Linked DNA regions of Homo sapiens: regions 1, 2 and 3 are each linked to region 4. A link is a contact called in ENCODE Hi-C or POLR2A ChIA-PET data. All regions are on one chromosome and are shown on one strand. Each heading gives the region's core, a stretch centred on a gene start or an enhancer-like site at or near the end of the contact. The rest is flanking DNA. Distances are from core to core; before and after follow the strand shown. Region 1 holds the start of PSEN2 (presenilin 2). Region 2 holds the start of H2AC25 (H2A clustered histone 25). Region 3 holds the start of TRIM11 (tripartite motif containing 11). Region 4 holds the start of SNAP47 (synaptosome associated protein 47).

The links. Hi-C counts contacts between places; a loop is a spot of excess contacts on that map. ChIA-PET counts read pairs that join two places held with the same protein, here RNA polymerase II (POLR2A). Pooled maps may share reads with other maps.
Region 1: a loop to region 4 is called in a pooled map, with 4 times the contacts of the local background. The contact joins the promoter of PSEN2 here to the promoter of SNAP47 in region 4. A Hi-C loop is called at or near these places in 3 of 37 single-sample maps with no recorded cell type and 7 of 50 pooled maps. POLR2A ChIA-PET finds 5 or more read pairs at or near these places in 1 of 52 experiments (activated T-cell).
Region 2: a pooled map shows a loop between it and region 4 (28-fold over the local background). The contact joins the promoter of H2AC25 here to the promoter of SNAP47 in region 4. A Hi-C loop is called at or near these places in 2 of 37 single-sample maps with no recorded cell type and 9 of 50 pooled maps. POLR2A ChIA-PET finds 5 or more read pairs at or near these places in 4 of 52 experiments (IMR-90, T-cell, activated CD4-positive, alpha-beta T cell and 1 more).
Region 3: a loop to region 4 is called in a map of tibial artery, with 3 times the contacts of the local background. The contact joins the promoter of TRIM11 here to the promoter of SNAP47 in region 4. A Hi-C loop is called at or near these places in 2 of 168 maps with a recorded cell type or tissue (naive thymus-derived CD4-positive, alpha-beta T cell and tibial artery), 5 of 37 single-sample maps with no recorded cell type and 19 of 50 pooled maps. POLR2A ChIA-PET finds 5 or more read pairs at or near these places in 2 of 52 experiments (A549 and activated CD8-positive, alpha-beta memory T cell).

What each region holds. Positions count from the first base shown.
Region 1 is chr1:226,868,812-226,872,091 of GRCh38, reverse strand. PSEN2 (presenilin 2) reads right to left here and starts at 1,476. Exons shown (of 13, transcript NM_000447.3): 1 at 1,443-1,476; 2 at 688-830. It overlaps LOC105373119 (a long non-coding RNA gene), which reads left to right and starts at 1,542. Exons shown (of 3, transcript XR_949226.4): 1 at 1,542-1,730. RefSeq lists silencers at 1,014-1,063, 1,074-1,673.
Region 2 is chr1:228,455,724-228,459,122 of GRCh38, reverse strand. H2AC25 (H2A clustered histone 25) reads left to right here and starts at 1,250. Exons shown (of 1, transcript NM_033445.3): 1 at 1,250-1,759. The coding sequence starts at 1,306. The coding sequence ends at 1,698. It overlaps H2BC26 (H2B clustered histone 26), which reads right to left and starts at 1,020. Exons shown (of 1, transcript NM_175055.3): 1 at 565-1,020. The coding sequence starts at 993. The coding sequence ends at 613. RefSeq lists enhancers at 1-540, 541-1,127.
Region 3 is chr1:228,405,110-228,408,635 of GRCh38, reverse strand. TRIM11 (tripartite motif containing 11) reads left to right here and starts at 1,801. Exons shown (of 6, transcript NM_145214.3): 1 at 1,801-2,482. The coding sequence starts at 2,075. It overlaps TRIM17 (tripartite motif containing 17), which reads left to right. Exons shown (of 7, transcript NM_016102.4): 7 at 1-701. The coding sequence ends at 435. RefSeq lists enhancers at 239-898, 1,090-1,139 and silencers at 1,490-1,559, 1,700-1,789, 1,850-2,089.
Region 4 is chr1:227,734,179-227,737,722 of GRCh38, reverse strand. It overlaps SNAP47 (synaptosome associated protein 47), which reads right to left and starts at 2,288. Exons shown (of 5, transcript NM_053052.4): 1 at 2,224-2,288. JMJD4 (jumonji domain containing 4) reads left to right here and starts at 2,421. Exons shown (of 6, transcript NM_023007.3): 1 at 2,421-2,711; 2 at 2,907-3,072. The coding sequence starts at 2,450. RefSeq lists silencers at 1,950-2,239, 2,700-2,899.

The DNA of each region.
Region 1 (3,280 bases), core at 227-2,726, 860 kb after region 4:
GGAACAAGCCACTCACTCCCCACATGTGAACATGCTGGACTCAAGACTTGGCACATGGGCACTTCAACACCAAAGGGTACAGAGTTTTCCCCAAAAACCTGATACATCCATCCCACTTCAAAGCAACATGCCCCCAAGCCCTCACTCCAGTCTCTGCCCTGGAACCCAAGGCTCAACGTGGGCGTCGTGAGGACGCAGCTCTGAGGTGGGGCCAAGAACCAGGCCCCTTCTGCACCTGCGCCAGTCACCGGCTGCCCACAACCACATTCAGGAGAGAAGAACCTGAGGCTCACACACCTGAAGCAGCTTATCCCGAGACTCCAATTACCGCCAAAGGTCTTGGCTGAAGGCCTTGGAGGCTCAGGTGTCTGCAGAATTGGCTACAGAGGCATCAGAGGCTTCCTTACTGGAAGCTGGGGTCGGTCCTAATCAAGTTACTTCGTAGACAGCCTTGGCAACCCCAGGCTGTCGCTTCTGAGTTAAGTTAGTCTACAATCGTCTCTATGGAATGCTCTCAGGTTCTCCATTTGTAAATAGGGATGCAGTTACTTCACTCAACACCGTTCATACCTTTCAAAGGGAATACTTATTAAGGCAATAAACAGGGGTGAGGTCTGCTCGGAGGGATGGACAGCAGATCTAGAAGCCAGGACACTGGGGTCGAAGCCTGGCTCTGCTATATCGTACCTGGGCGACCTTGGGAAAAGTCACTTTAGCTCTGTGGCCTCAGTTTCTTCATCAGTAAAATTCAGAGGGGGGACTAGCTTCTGTCTCAGGTTCCTTCAGCTCCAAAAGCTTGCTTCTGGCTGTCTCCTCACTGCTGGAAATGCCTGATAAAACAGCCAAACACCGCTGCTAACAGAAACCGGCTCTAGGCTTGAGCCTGCGGCCCTGCCCCTCACGTGCGGGCAGAGCCCCCGCGCGCCTCCTTCCCGGGGAAAGCATGCCCAGGACCCGGTGCTAGAGGCCGAATGGACTCGGCGCAACGGAGGTCTCCGGCGAGAGAGAAGAAGAACAAAACGCCCCCGCCTGCTACACGCCTCAGAGACCCACGTGCACCGCTCCTTTAAATGCACCGGCCCTTTAACCGCTCGCGCCGCGCCCACCCCCAGCCGGGGCTCGGCGGCAGGCGGGCGCAGGGAAGTGGGGACGCAGTGAGGCCGAAGGCCTGAGGGCCGCTCCCCGCGATCCTTCCACGACCCAGTTCCGGGCCGGCCCAGCCGCCGCCTGCCGGGCACTCTCCTCTCTCCGCCCCCGCGCTGGCCGCAGAGGCCAGGAGCGCTGCGCACGCAGGGGCCGCAGACCCACAGCCGGGGAAGGGACCGTGGCCAGAGGCGTGCGGAGGGCAGGGCAGGGCCCTCAGGGCGCAGCCCCACCCCGGGCCCTCAGCGCCGCAGGCGACAGGGCCCTGGCCTGGGCACCCCCCGGCACCGCCCGCTCACCTGCTCTGCCGCCGCGCTCCAGCGGAGTTTACGCAGCTGGCTGAGCGCCCGGCCGGACCCGGCGCCGGCCCAGGCCCCGCCCCACGCCCGCCCAGGCCACGCCCGGTGGGCGACGCCGCGTTCCCTCGTCCACTGGGGCCCCACCTGGAGTCCCGGGCGCGCGGGGAGGGTGGCCTTCACGCCGCGTGGATGACAGGGTCATCCCGACGTCGGAACTAAGCGACGACCTTAGAAGGAGTGGAGGCCGGGCCTGTCATCTTCCTGCGGGCCTGGCAGCAGCGTGGGGCGGTAGGACATAGGCTTCGAGGACACTCTTTCTTGTAGTTTTGGGTCCACATCCCCTCCTCCTCCCGGTTGTTCTCACATTAAAGGAGCACTAATGGCCCAATGTGAGCTAACACCATGAGAATGTTCCTGGTCTGTTCCCTAGGGCGCTTCAGAGCCACCAGGAGCTCTGCATAAAATTGAACAGGAATAAATTGCTGCCTGACCTGAGAATTGGCCTAGGGGGTTGTGGTTCCAGGATTTGGGGTCTGTGGGGTAGGTTGAGATTGTCAATAATTTGGCGTTGTCTGAGTAGTTTTACTTTTTTTTTTTTAACTTAAGGTGAAATTCACATAACATAAAATTTACCATTTTAAAGTGGGCATTTCAGTGGCATTTAGTGAATTCACAATGCTGTGCAACCACCACCTCTGTCTAGTTCCAAAACATTTTCCTCATTCCGAAAGAAAAACCCCATACCCATTGAGAAGTTTCTTCCCAATGCCCTCTTCCCCCCCAGCCCCTGGCAATTACCAGTCTACTTCTGTCTCTATATTTACTTACTTTAGATACTTCATATAAACGGAATCACAGTGTGTGGACTTTTGTGTCTTTCACTTAGCATGTTTTCGAGGTTCATCCTCAGGTAGCATGTAACAGACTTTATTCCTTTTTATGACTGAATAGTGTTTGTGTGTGTATATGTATATGTGTGTGCGTGTGTGTGTGTGTATCATGTATGCCACAGTTTATTCATCTATGGACATTGGGGCTGTTTGCATCTTTTGGCTTTGTGAATAATGCTACCATGAACATGCATGTACATGTATTTGTTTGAGAGCCCATTTTTATTTGGGGAGGGTACATACATAGGGGTTGAATTGTTGGATCGCATGGTAATTCAATTTTTTTTTTTTTTTGAGACAGAGCCTTGCTCTGTTGCCCAGCCTAGAGTGCAGTGGCCGCAATCTTGGCTCACTGCAACCTCTGCCTCCCAGGTTCGAGCAATTATCTTGCCTCGGCCTCCTGAGTAGCTGGAGTTACAGGTGTGTGCCACCACATCTGGCTAATTTTTGTATTTTTAGTAGAGATGGGGTTTCCCCATGTTGGCCAGGCTGGTCTTGATCCTGAACTCAAGTTATCTGCCTGCCTTGGCCTCCCACAGTGCTGGATTATAGGCATGAGCCACCGTGCCCAGCCTTCAGTGTTTAACTATTTGGGGAACCCCAAGTGGTTTCCACGATGGCTGAACCATTTTATATTCCTACCAGCAATGTACAGGATCCCAATTTCTCCACATCCTCACCAACACTTGTTATTTTCCATTTTATTGTTATCCTAGTAGGTGTGCAGCGGTACCTCATTCTGGTTTTGGTTTACATTTTCCTAATAACTAATGCTATTAAGCATTCTCCTTTTCATGTGTTTGTTGGCCATCTGTATATCTTCTTTGGAGACATGCCTATTCAAGTCCTTTGCCCATTTTAAAATTGGGTTGTCTTTTTGTTGTTGGGTTGTAAGAGTTCTTTATATATTCTGGACACTAGACCCTTATCAGATATATGCTTTGCAAA
Region 2 (3,399 bases), core at 1-2,500, 720 kb before region 4:
TTGGGAGGCAGAGGCGGATGGATCACCAGGTCAGAAGATCGAGACTATCCTGGCCAACATGGTGAAACCCCGTCTCTACTAAAAATACAAAAAATTAGCCAGGCGTGGTGGGGCGTGCCTGTAATCCCAGCTACTCGTAAGGCTGAGGCAGGAGAATCGCTTGAACCCAGGAGGCGGAGGTTGCAGTGAGCCCAGATTGCGCCACTGCACGCCAGCCTAGAGACAGAGCGAGACTTCTTCTAGAAAAAAAAAAAAAAAAAAAGAAAGAAAGAAAAAAAAAAGAAATCTCGTCGTGAGTTAATAGCTCTGCGCGGAGGGAGGGGATGGAGAGGGGGTCCTTGATCGCCTCCCAACATTACTGAGCTACATCACCTGAGCAGTTTCTACCCCGATTTCTGTAACGAGCAGTTTTTCTCGTTCTGTGCCGGCGCGCGCGCGCACACACACACACACACACACACACACACGGCTCAGATTCGGCCGCACCCGGCAACCGCTAGGGTGCATGGAGACACATTAGGTTACATAACCCTTCACCGTGTTCGAAACCCTTTCTTGATCGTGTGGGTGGCTCTGAAAAGAGCCTTTGGGTTCAGGACGCCGAGGAACGCCTCACTTGGAGCTGGTGTACTTGGTGACAGCCTTGGTGCCCTCGGACACGGCGTGCTTGGCCAGCTCGCCGGGCAGCAGCAGGCGAACGGCCGTCTGCACTTCGCGGGACGTGATGGTGGAGCGCTTGTTGTAGTGTGCCAGGCGGGAGGCCTCGCTGGCGATGCGCTCGAAGATGTCATTGACGAAGGAGTTCATGATGCCCATGGCCTTGGACGAGATGCCGGTGTCGGGGTGCACCTGCTTCAGCACCTTGTACACGTAGATAGAATAGCTCTCCTTGCGGCCGCGCTTGCGCTTCTTGCCGTCCTTCTTCTGTGCCTTGGTGACAGCCTTTTTAGAACCCTTCTTGGGCGCAGGAGCCGATTTGGACGGGTCTGGCATGATGGCTGAGTCTCTCCAAACAGAAACGCGCGGCGCTCGGAGTAACTCTATTTGTACGTTTTGTATTCAAATGAAGGCTCAGGATTTGCTCACTTCTGATTGGATCAAACGTTGTTCTACGTCATCGCTGGGAAAGGAATACGCAAATTAGGAGTGCCAGGTTCTTTTTCTGATTGGCTACCATAGCCATCCAATCGAACGCCGCGGTCTAGCCTACCTCTGTACCATACATAAGGGCTCGCTGGCCTTCACTGCCCTCTTGTTTTTAGTCTCGCTTTTCGGTTGCCGTTGTCTTTTTTCCTTGACTCGGAAATGTCCGGTCGTGGTAAGCAGGGTGGCAAGGCGCGCGCCAAGGCTAAGTCGCGCTCGTCGCGCGCGGGGCTGCAGTTCCCCGTGGGCCGCGTGCACCGGTTGCTCCGCAAGGGCAACTATTCGGAGCGCGTGGGCGCCGGCGCCCCGGTCTATCTGGCCGCGGTGCTCGAGTACTTGACTGCCGAGATCCTGGAGCTTGCCGGCAACGCGGCGCGCGACAACAAGAAGACGCGCATCATCCCGCGCCACCTGCAGCTGGCCATCCGCAACGACGAGGAGCTCAACAAGCTGCTGGGCCGCGTGACCATCGCGCAGGGTGGCGTCCTGCCCAACATCCAGGCCGTACTGCTGCCCAAGAAGACGGAGAGCCACCACAAGGCCAAGGGCAAGTGAGGCCGCCCGCCGCCCCCGGGGCCCCTTTGATGGACATAAAGGCTCTTTTCAGAGCCACCTACTATCTCGAGAAAAGAGCCGCACTGATCCTGCAGTTCTTTATAGGCCGGAGGCCTGATCACCCTAGGCTCATGAATGAGCGCAGTGGCCATGGGGAAGGGCGCAACGGGAACCGAGACCCTGGGGACTGATTGGGCTGCATACTTGCGAGGTGGGCAACGTGTTCTGTTAACAACAGGGAACCCTCGTCCACAGGTGGCCACCCCTTGCTCTTGAGTCCCACCCAAAACCTCTAGTAGGGTTTTAATAACGCTCACCGTAAAGGTGTCTTCATAATTACTAGTGACAAGTTCTCTTGACTCTAGCAAGGTTCCCGTGTGGTCATCAAGTACAGAATGCAATTTCTTAATGATTTATCTGATATTAAAAGTATTTATGATCTCTAAGTAGTTTGCACTTTAATTCTGAAGAGTAAGTCTATGGATTTCTATTTAAATTGCTAAGTTTTAACAATGTGAGCTCCACCAGTGTTAAGATTTAATTTATTTGGCTGGGAATTCTAAAGGTCATGAGGAAAGTTTCAGTACTTAAAAGGAACCAGATTAGTAGATGCTGAAAGGTATAAACCTTTTAAGAAGACTTAATTTGGAATAGGATAATTATTTAAAGGAATTTAGTTTGTTTAATTCGGGTTGGTCAAACATTAATCAAAGATCCCCTTAAATTGATTGCTAAAATTGGAGAACAAAATAATTTGTACACTGTTTTTGAAAAGGAAAACTAAATTTGCGAGTTAAGCAAATTTAAAATGAGTATTGTTAGAACCAGATGAATGATGATACATGTGGACTTTAGGAAAATAACGGTTTGTAACTACATTTTTCCTTATAAAATGGAGGGTTTAAGAGCGTCGGAGACCTCCAGGCAAATTAACTGAAATGGCTGTGTTAATAGCCCCTAAATCCTGGAGGAGAGAGGTTCATTGATTTAATCCACGATAATCCCTTAAAAAATGTTTGCCACAAAATCAGAGCTCAGAAAGTGTTATTCTTCTGTTGTTATCTGTACAGTTTTCATTAATCTATTTCTCAAAATATGGATAATTCCTACTTTGTTTTTATTTTTTCTTTAATCCCCAAAGTGCTAGTATTTAGTTAATTGACACCTAACAATTGCATATTATATGGGGTACATAGTGATACTTTGAATACATTTATTATCAGATCAGGGTAATTAGCAATTATTAAGTATTTATTGTAATAATAAATACAGGCCAGTAAAATTATTCAGGAATATTATATAATTTATATTTACCCTACTAAAATTGGGTCTACTCAAGTCAGGGCTTCCTGGACACCAGCTAACCACAAATCTGCATGTCTTTAGAAAATATCCCAGTGCTATGAAACTATTTGAACCAAAAATTGGTAAGCAGCTGCTCCAACAGTGTGGATCTAAACAGCACAATATTCACAGTGTGTATCACGAGTGGGCACCATTTCAGTAAAACAAAACTGCAAGGACTGGCCAGGAGAGGGTGTAGCCTTCCAGAGATCTTTTCATTATTTTTCTTGTGAAAGCCTTCATTTTCAGTTGAAATTTATCTTTATGTATTTATATCTATGTAGGTCACTCTATCTCTTCAAATACCCTTTAGTGGTATTTAAGGTTTTTGCAGGGTCTGGGGACTTAGGTGTTTCA
Region 3 (3,526 bases), core at 552-3,051, 670 kb before region 4:
TTTGTGGCTTACCCCTGTGCTGTGGGCCAGACGGCCTTCTCCTCTGGGAGGCACTACTGGGAGGTGGGCATGAACATCACCGGGGACGCGTTGTGGGCCCTGGGTGTGTGCAGGGACAACGTGAGCCGGAAAGACAGGGTCCCCAAGTGCCCCGAAAACGGCTTCTGGGTGGTGCAGCTGTCCAAGGGGACCAAGTACTTATCCACCTTCTCTGCCCTAACCCCGGTCATGCTGATGGAGCCTCCCAGCCACATGGGCATCTTCCTGGACTTCGAAGCCGGGGAAGTGTCCTTCTACAGTGTAAGCGATGGGTCCCACCTGCACACCTACTCCCAGGCCACCTTCCCAGGCCCCCTGCAGCCTTTCTTCTGCCTGGGGGCTCCGAAGTCTGGTCAGATGGTCATCTCCACAGTGACCATGTGGGTGAAAGGATAGACACAGACCGGGGGACTCGGGCACTGCTCCTGGCTCTGCAGAAGGTGTGGGCCTTCTGCTTACTGCAGGCCACCTGCCAGGGTTCTCTGGCATCACGCTGGCAGCCATTAGACACACAGGGGGGTTTCTCAAATTCTAAATATAATTGTGATTAGAACTGTCAAACATTAAGAGGGTATACTGACAGATGCTTCCTAGAGGAAACTTTTGAAAGCCCCTGCGTTCTGAGTGGACCGATTTCTAAATCCATACCTACACACCAGGAACAGCGTGGTCACGTTTTTTTTAGCCATGCCCCCACCCCCACTTTGGAATGACAGGAATCTGTGGCTCCCAGCCCCCCCAGGGGTTTAGGTTACTCTGTCAAAGAAGTAGAAATATCCTATGGTGGGGAGGAGCGGGGGTGGTTGCTGTGTCAGGGATGGTCCCAGGCTGCCCATAGAAATGTCCTATGCATCCTATTGGGTCCTTCGATGGGGGAAAATGGGAAAGGCTGAACCCGTAAAAAGCCTCAGAGCTGCCCACCCCCATCCCGTTCGATCCCCAAAGTTGCACGAGCAGGGGCAAAATCCCAAAGAGATTAGGATTTATGTAGGGGCCTCTTTTCCACAGCGCCCTTACCTTTTCCAAGGAACCCCCCACCCACCCCTGCAGGGTCAAGCACTTTAACAGCCTGTGTCAGTCACTAGCAAGGCAGAATTCCAGAGTAAGCGTACTCCTACCTCGACAAAGCCGGAGTGTCTGCGCGAGGGGCTGCCTGGAACAGCATGCCCCTTTGGAGTGGTTCCCGCAGAAAGAATGTGGGCCTCCTGGAGAGCTGGTCCTGGAGGGATGCCCCCGTCCCATCCCCCAACTCCAATCATTCTGACCTTGGCCTGCCAAGGCTGTGAGGGCCGGGCCTTCCGAGGATACCCGCCCTGGGAAGCACGGGCTGAGGGGGTGAGGACGCACTAGGGGTATGGCGAAGGGCTCCAATGCCCCAGGCTGCGGACTCCCTTAGTCCTTGCAGTTGCTTCCGTGTGCCCCGCCCTGAGTCCCCATCCCTCCTTGCCCTGCCCCCTGCTCCATCCCTCCCCTGCGCCCCGCCCCCTGTCCCCATCCCTCCCCTGCGCCCCGCCCCCTGTCCCCATCCCTCCCCTGCGCCTGAGTCCTCCCCAGGGCAGGGGTAAAAGACCTGGCCACAAGAACCGGAGCGGTGGTGACGCCAGGTCAGCAAGTGAAAGCTCTCCAATTCCGTCCCGCCCGCGGGCCGCGTGACTGGCAGCGGCCAATCGGAGGCAAAAGCGGGTTGTTCCAAAAAAAAAAAAAAAAAAAAAAAAAAAAAAAAAAAAACACACAAAACCCACCCAGTCGCTTCCTGCTTCCGCCTCGGCTCCTCTTCCTGCCGGCATCCGGGATCCCTACGTCCCGCGTCCCCCGAGCGCTCGGAGCCTACGCGCCCAGCGCTACCGAAACCCAGAGTCCTGCGCCCTGGAGTCCCCGCGCCCCGGAGCCCGAGCACCCGGGAGTCCCGAGCCTCGCGCCCCGGAGTGCCCGAGCCTGCGCCGCCGCACCCGGATACCCCGCGTCCCCGCGAGCTGCCGAGGCCGCCCGCCGCCGCCCCGCGGACAGTACCGCCTTCCTCCCCTCTGTCCGCGCCATGGCCGCCCCCGACCTGTCCACCAACCTCCAGGAGGAGGCCACCTGCGCCATCTGCCTCGACTACTTCACGGATCCGGTGATGACCGACTGCGGCCACAACTTCTGCCGCGAGTGCATCCGGCGCTGCTGGGGCCAGCCCGAGGGCCCGTACGCGTGCCCCGAGTGCCGCGAGCTGTCCCCGCAGAGGAACCTGCGGCCCAACCGCCCGCTTGCTAAGATGGCCGAGATGGCGCGGCGCCTGCACCCGCCGTCGCCGGTCCCGCAGGGCGTGTGCCCCGCGCACCGCGAGCCACTGGCCGCCTTCTGTGGCGACGAGCTGCGCCTCCTGTGTGCGGCCTGCGAGCGCTCTGGGGAGCACTGGGCGCACCGCGTGCGGCCGCTGCAGGACGCGGCCGAAGACCTCAAGGTGCTCCTGGGCGGGGGTGGCGTGCAGGGGCGTCGGGGAGCCGGGGACTGGGGAGGCCTGGGCGGGTGGGAGGTTTGGGGGACTGCTCCGGGAGTAATCTGTCTCTGTCTAGGGCGGGGAGCTCAGGATGCAGCCTGCTGTGGGCCTGTGAGGGGGGTGTCGCGCAGGGTGGCTGTGGGGGCTCATGACACAGCCTGTTTCAACCAGGCCCCTTGAGGCTGGGACCATGGCCGCCAATGAGACCCTGCTCTCGGGGGTGAGGGGCGTACCTCTCATAGATAGAGGCTAAGAGAGGAAGGTGGAAGGTGGAAGGTGGTGGAGTGGGGGCAAGGAAAATGTGGCCATACCCTGGCCAGCAAGGAGCTGGAATCAGAGGAAAGTGGGAGAACCTCAGAGGTGGCCGATCCTAGATGGACTCCCTGCAGGGACTGTGTTAGCAGGTCAGTACTTAAGTCCTGGGAAAGCCCCAGACTGGGCAGGATGAGGGGGACACAGTCGTTTCCTCTCTAACCTCCCCTCCAGGGCTGCCCTGCATTTCTGGGTGGGGTACTGGGAGCCATCTCTGCCATCTGAGATGCCAGGGCTCAGCCTGCCTTTTCTCCCCTTGTCTTGCTGCTTAAAACCCAAATAAAACCCGAGCTGAAGGGCCTGGGGCACACGTTCCCTGGCCTGCGCTCCCTCCCGCTGTCCTCTTTCCTCGCTGACCTGCTGCAGGTGTGCTCCTGGGAGCCTACGTGTGGGGCAGATGGCAGCATCTTTGGAGCTTTCTTGATTGCACTTTGTGTGTTGCATCATGGTCACTTGTGTGTGCCAGATGAGCAGTTAAGGCAGTGTTAGAATCAGTACTGAGCTTGATCTGTCCCTATCACAGAGCAAACTTCTGGGATACTAGAATAAATCTGAATCTGTCCCCTTCTGCTTTGGATTTTAGCAGAAAGGTGGTTTAGAGCCATATCCGTGGGCTTGTTCAGACACAGATTCATTTGGGTTTTCTTTTCTTTGCCCATGCAGGAATGTCTACACCTGAAACATGTTAGCCCAGCA
Region 4 (3,544 bases), core at 1,039-3,538:
TCCAACTCCTCAGACCTTGGTCCTCCCTCTTCTGCTCCTCCCTGTTCTCCTGGGTAAACCTCACACCCCTTGGAAAGAGTCTTCCAGCAAGGCTCAGAGCCCCAGCACTCCTAGAACCTCCCATATCCCCACTTATAAGAGTAAATAAAACAACATTTCCATTGCTTCATAAAGGGAAGGCAGGTGCCCCTCTCCCGCTTAGGATGCCTCTGTTTGGTCTGGAATGAGATAGCCCAGTGTCCAGATTTTACAAGACACAGTCATGGTCTGATGGCCCCTAGAATGTCATCAGACCTCCAAACCTAACTCAAAGGCCTCGCACTGTGTGCAAACCAGCACAAGCTGCCTCTCATTTCTCTGGGAGAGATGAGCGGTTCTAACTGTTCCTCCTTCCACCTCCCTGTCAAGACGCCTGGGAAATGCTGCCCAGACTCTGCACTCTCTCGCAGAGCACCTATGTGCACACAGCCTGCCAGGCTTCGGGGGCAATAAATCTGCTATCTTTCCTTCTGCATCCATGTGGGTAGCTTTGAGCTGATTTCTCCAGCACACCAAGACATACATCACATAGGGTCCCCCATGGCCCCACTTTCGTGTCCTGGCCGAAAATCACAGAGTACCCTGATCCCTCTGTGCCCCAACCACAGGTTTTCCCCACCAGGCTTCAACCCAATCCAGGGCCTTTAACATTTCCAGGCATGGAAGAAAGTATCTAGGTTTACTACAAAGAAAACGGCCTTGGCCCTGAGCCAAATTCCTGAAACCTTCCTATAAACTCCATAACCCACACCCCTTCCAAGAGACATACCTAGGGAGGACATCCCTTTTCCCTTACTGCCCGTCTCGAGGACTACCGCAGCCCACTCTATATGAAAGTTCCCCTAACAAAACCTCTAGGCAGGGCCTGGCGCAGTGGCTCACACCTGTAATCCCAGCACTTAGGGAGGCCAAGGCAGAAGGATTGCTTGAGCCCAAACGTTCAACACCGGCTTGGGCAACACAGAGACCCTGTCTCTACAAAAAAAAAAAAAAAAAACAAAAACAAAAAAACAAAACTAAGCTGGGCATAGTGGCTCATGCCTGTAGTCCCAGCTACTTGGGAGGCTGAAGCAGAATTAAAGAATTCATCAAGCCCAGGAGGTGGAAGCTGCAGTAAGCTGTGATGGTGCCACTGCATACTGTCTCAAAAAAAAAAAAAAAAAAAAAAAAAAAAAAAAAAACTGCTCTGGGCTTACCATGCATTTAGCACTTCTTTCTTTGGTATCCCAACTGGTCCCACCTGAGGATAGTGTGGGGAACTCCCTTGCCGCCACTTTTGGGGTAACTCCAGTTGCAAGTTTGGCAAAACACTCCTCATGTCACTACTCCGATGTCCTCCCACTTCAGCCCTGCTCATGTGTACACAGCCCCAAATCCCTACCCACACTCCCACCACACCTTCATTTCACACCCTCCCTCATTCCCCACCATCTTCTCCAGACACCCGTCATCCCCTGGGGCCCCTTGCCATGCCCTCCAGGTCCCCTGTGGGCCCCATTCGCCCATCTAGGTTACCCTGCCCCCTCCAGCCCTCCCACCATTTTCCTCCAGGTCCCCACCATCCTCTCTAGATCCCATGTCCCCTCCAGGTGCCACTGATCCCTCCAGGAACCCACTGTCCCCATCCCTTCCAAGTGCTACCGTCCCCTCCAAATCCCCACTGTCCCCTCCAGGTCCTCAATGTCCCCATCTCCTCCAAGTGCCACCGTCCTCTCCAGGTCCCCACCGTCCTCTCCAGGTCCCCACTGTACCCATCCCCTCCAGATCCCACCGTCCTCTCCAGGTCCCCACTGTCCCCATCCCCTCCAGGTCCCACCGTCCCCTCCAGATCCCGTCTCCATCCCCTCCAAGTGCCACCGTCCTCTCCAGGTCCCCACCATCTCCTCCAGGACCCTACCATCTCCGCTAGATCCCACCATCCCAGGGCCCCCCAGCTCTCCCTCTGGGTCCCACCGTTCTCTCCGGGTCCCATCATCCCTGGGCGCCCCCGCACCGCCGCACTCCCGCCCCCAGAACCGCCTCTGTCCCCGCCCCTCTCCCAGCGCAGCCCGCATACCCCCCACCCCCCGGGGATGCGGGAAGGAGGGCTCGGGCTGTGTCAGCCACAGCGCGCGGACTGAGCCGAGGGCGGACGCTACGGCTTGGCTTGGGCCGGGCGCCCAACAGACCAACACCGTCGCTCACCTGAGGGACGCCAGACGAGTCCCAGAGCCGACCGCGGCGCCTCGGCCGCTCGGCGCCTGCGCAGTGAAGACCGCGGCGAGCCGCGCGCATGCGTGCAGGCCCGGAGCCCCAGGCGCTGGCGGGGCAGAAACGCGGCGCCCTGCGTCTTCTGGTTCCGAGGCTGGTCCTCACCGTTTCCGCTCCGGCGGAAGTGAGGAGGAGGGTCCTTCGACCCGTGCTGAGCTGGATGGACCGCGAGACGCGCGCCCTCGCCGACAGCCACTTCCGAGGCCTGGGGGTCGATGTCCCCGGCGTCGGCCAGGCTCCGGGCCGGGTAGCCTTCGTCTCGGAGCCGGGCGCCTTCTCCTACGCCGACTTTGTGCGGGGCTTCTTGCTGCCCAACCTGCCCTGCGTGTTTTCCAGCGCCTTCACGCAGGGCTGGGGCAGCCGGCGGCGCTGGGTGACGCCCGCGGGGAGGCCCGACTTCGACCACCTGCTACGGACCTACGGTGGGGCGGCGGCCGCAGACCCCGGGCGGGGAGGAAAGGCCGGCGGGACCCAGGCCCGGGAGGCCCCCGCCTAGAGAGGGGCACCAGGGAGGGTGAGGGAGGCCAGGCGCGTGGCCCCTGGAGAGTTCCTCTGCAGACGGTTTGGAGTGAGGACGGGGCCCAGGGAGATGGCATGGACCGTGCCTTTCATTTCAGGAGACGTGGTTGTACCAGTTGCAAACTGTGGGGTCCAGGAATACAACTCGAACCCCAAAGAGCACATGACTCTCAGAGACTACATCACCTACTGGAAAGAGTACATACAGGCGGGCTACTCCTCTCCCAGGGGCTGTCTCTACCTCAAAGACTGGCACTTGTGCAGGTAATGGGGCTTGGGACGCACCGAGGCGCTGCCTTCCCTAGCGCTGCGTGAACCCAGAGGCCTTTCTGATGAAGGTGGCCCCTGGGTGCACAACGGAGCTATTTTTCCCCGTGAGGCACTTTAATCAGTTTAAAAGAAACTGGATTGTCTTCCGCATGGCTGCAAGTGTTGTTCTTTGGGAGGTCAATATGGTTTTTTTTCCTTTTTTTTTGAGAGAGATCTCCTCAGCCTCCCTAGTACCTGGGATTACAGGAAGGCGTCTCCACTCCCGGCTTTTTTTTTTTTTTTTTTTTTTTTTAAAGAGACTAGGTTTCACCATGTTGCCCAGGCTGGTCTTGAACTCCTGAGCTCAGGTGATGCATCCACCTCAGCATCTCAAAGCACTGGGATTATAGGCATGATCAGTACTTTCTAATAAGCAGAACCATTGTAGTCAGACTGCCCCGCCCCCTCCCCCGCCAGCAGCGTCTGG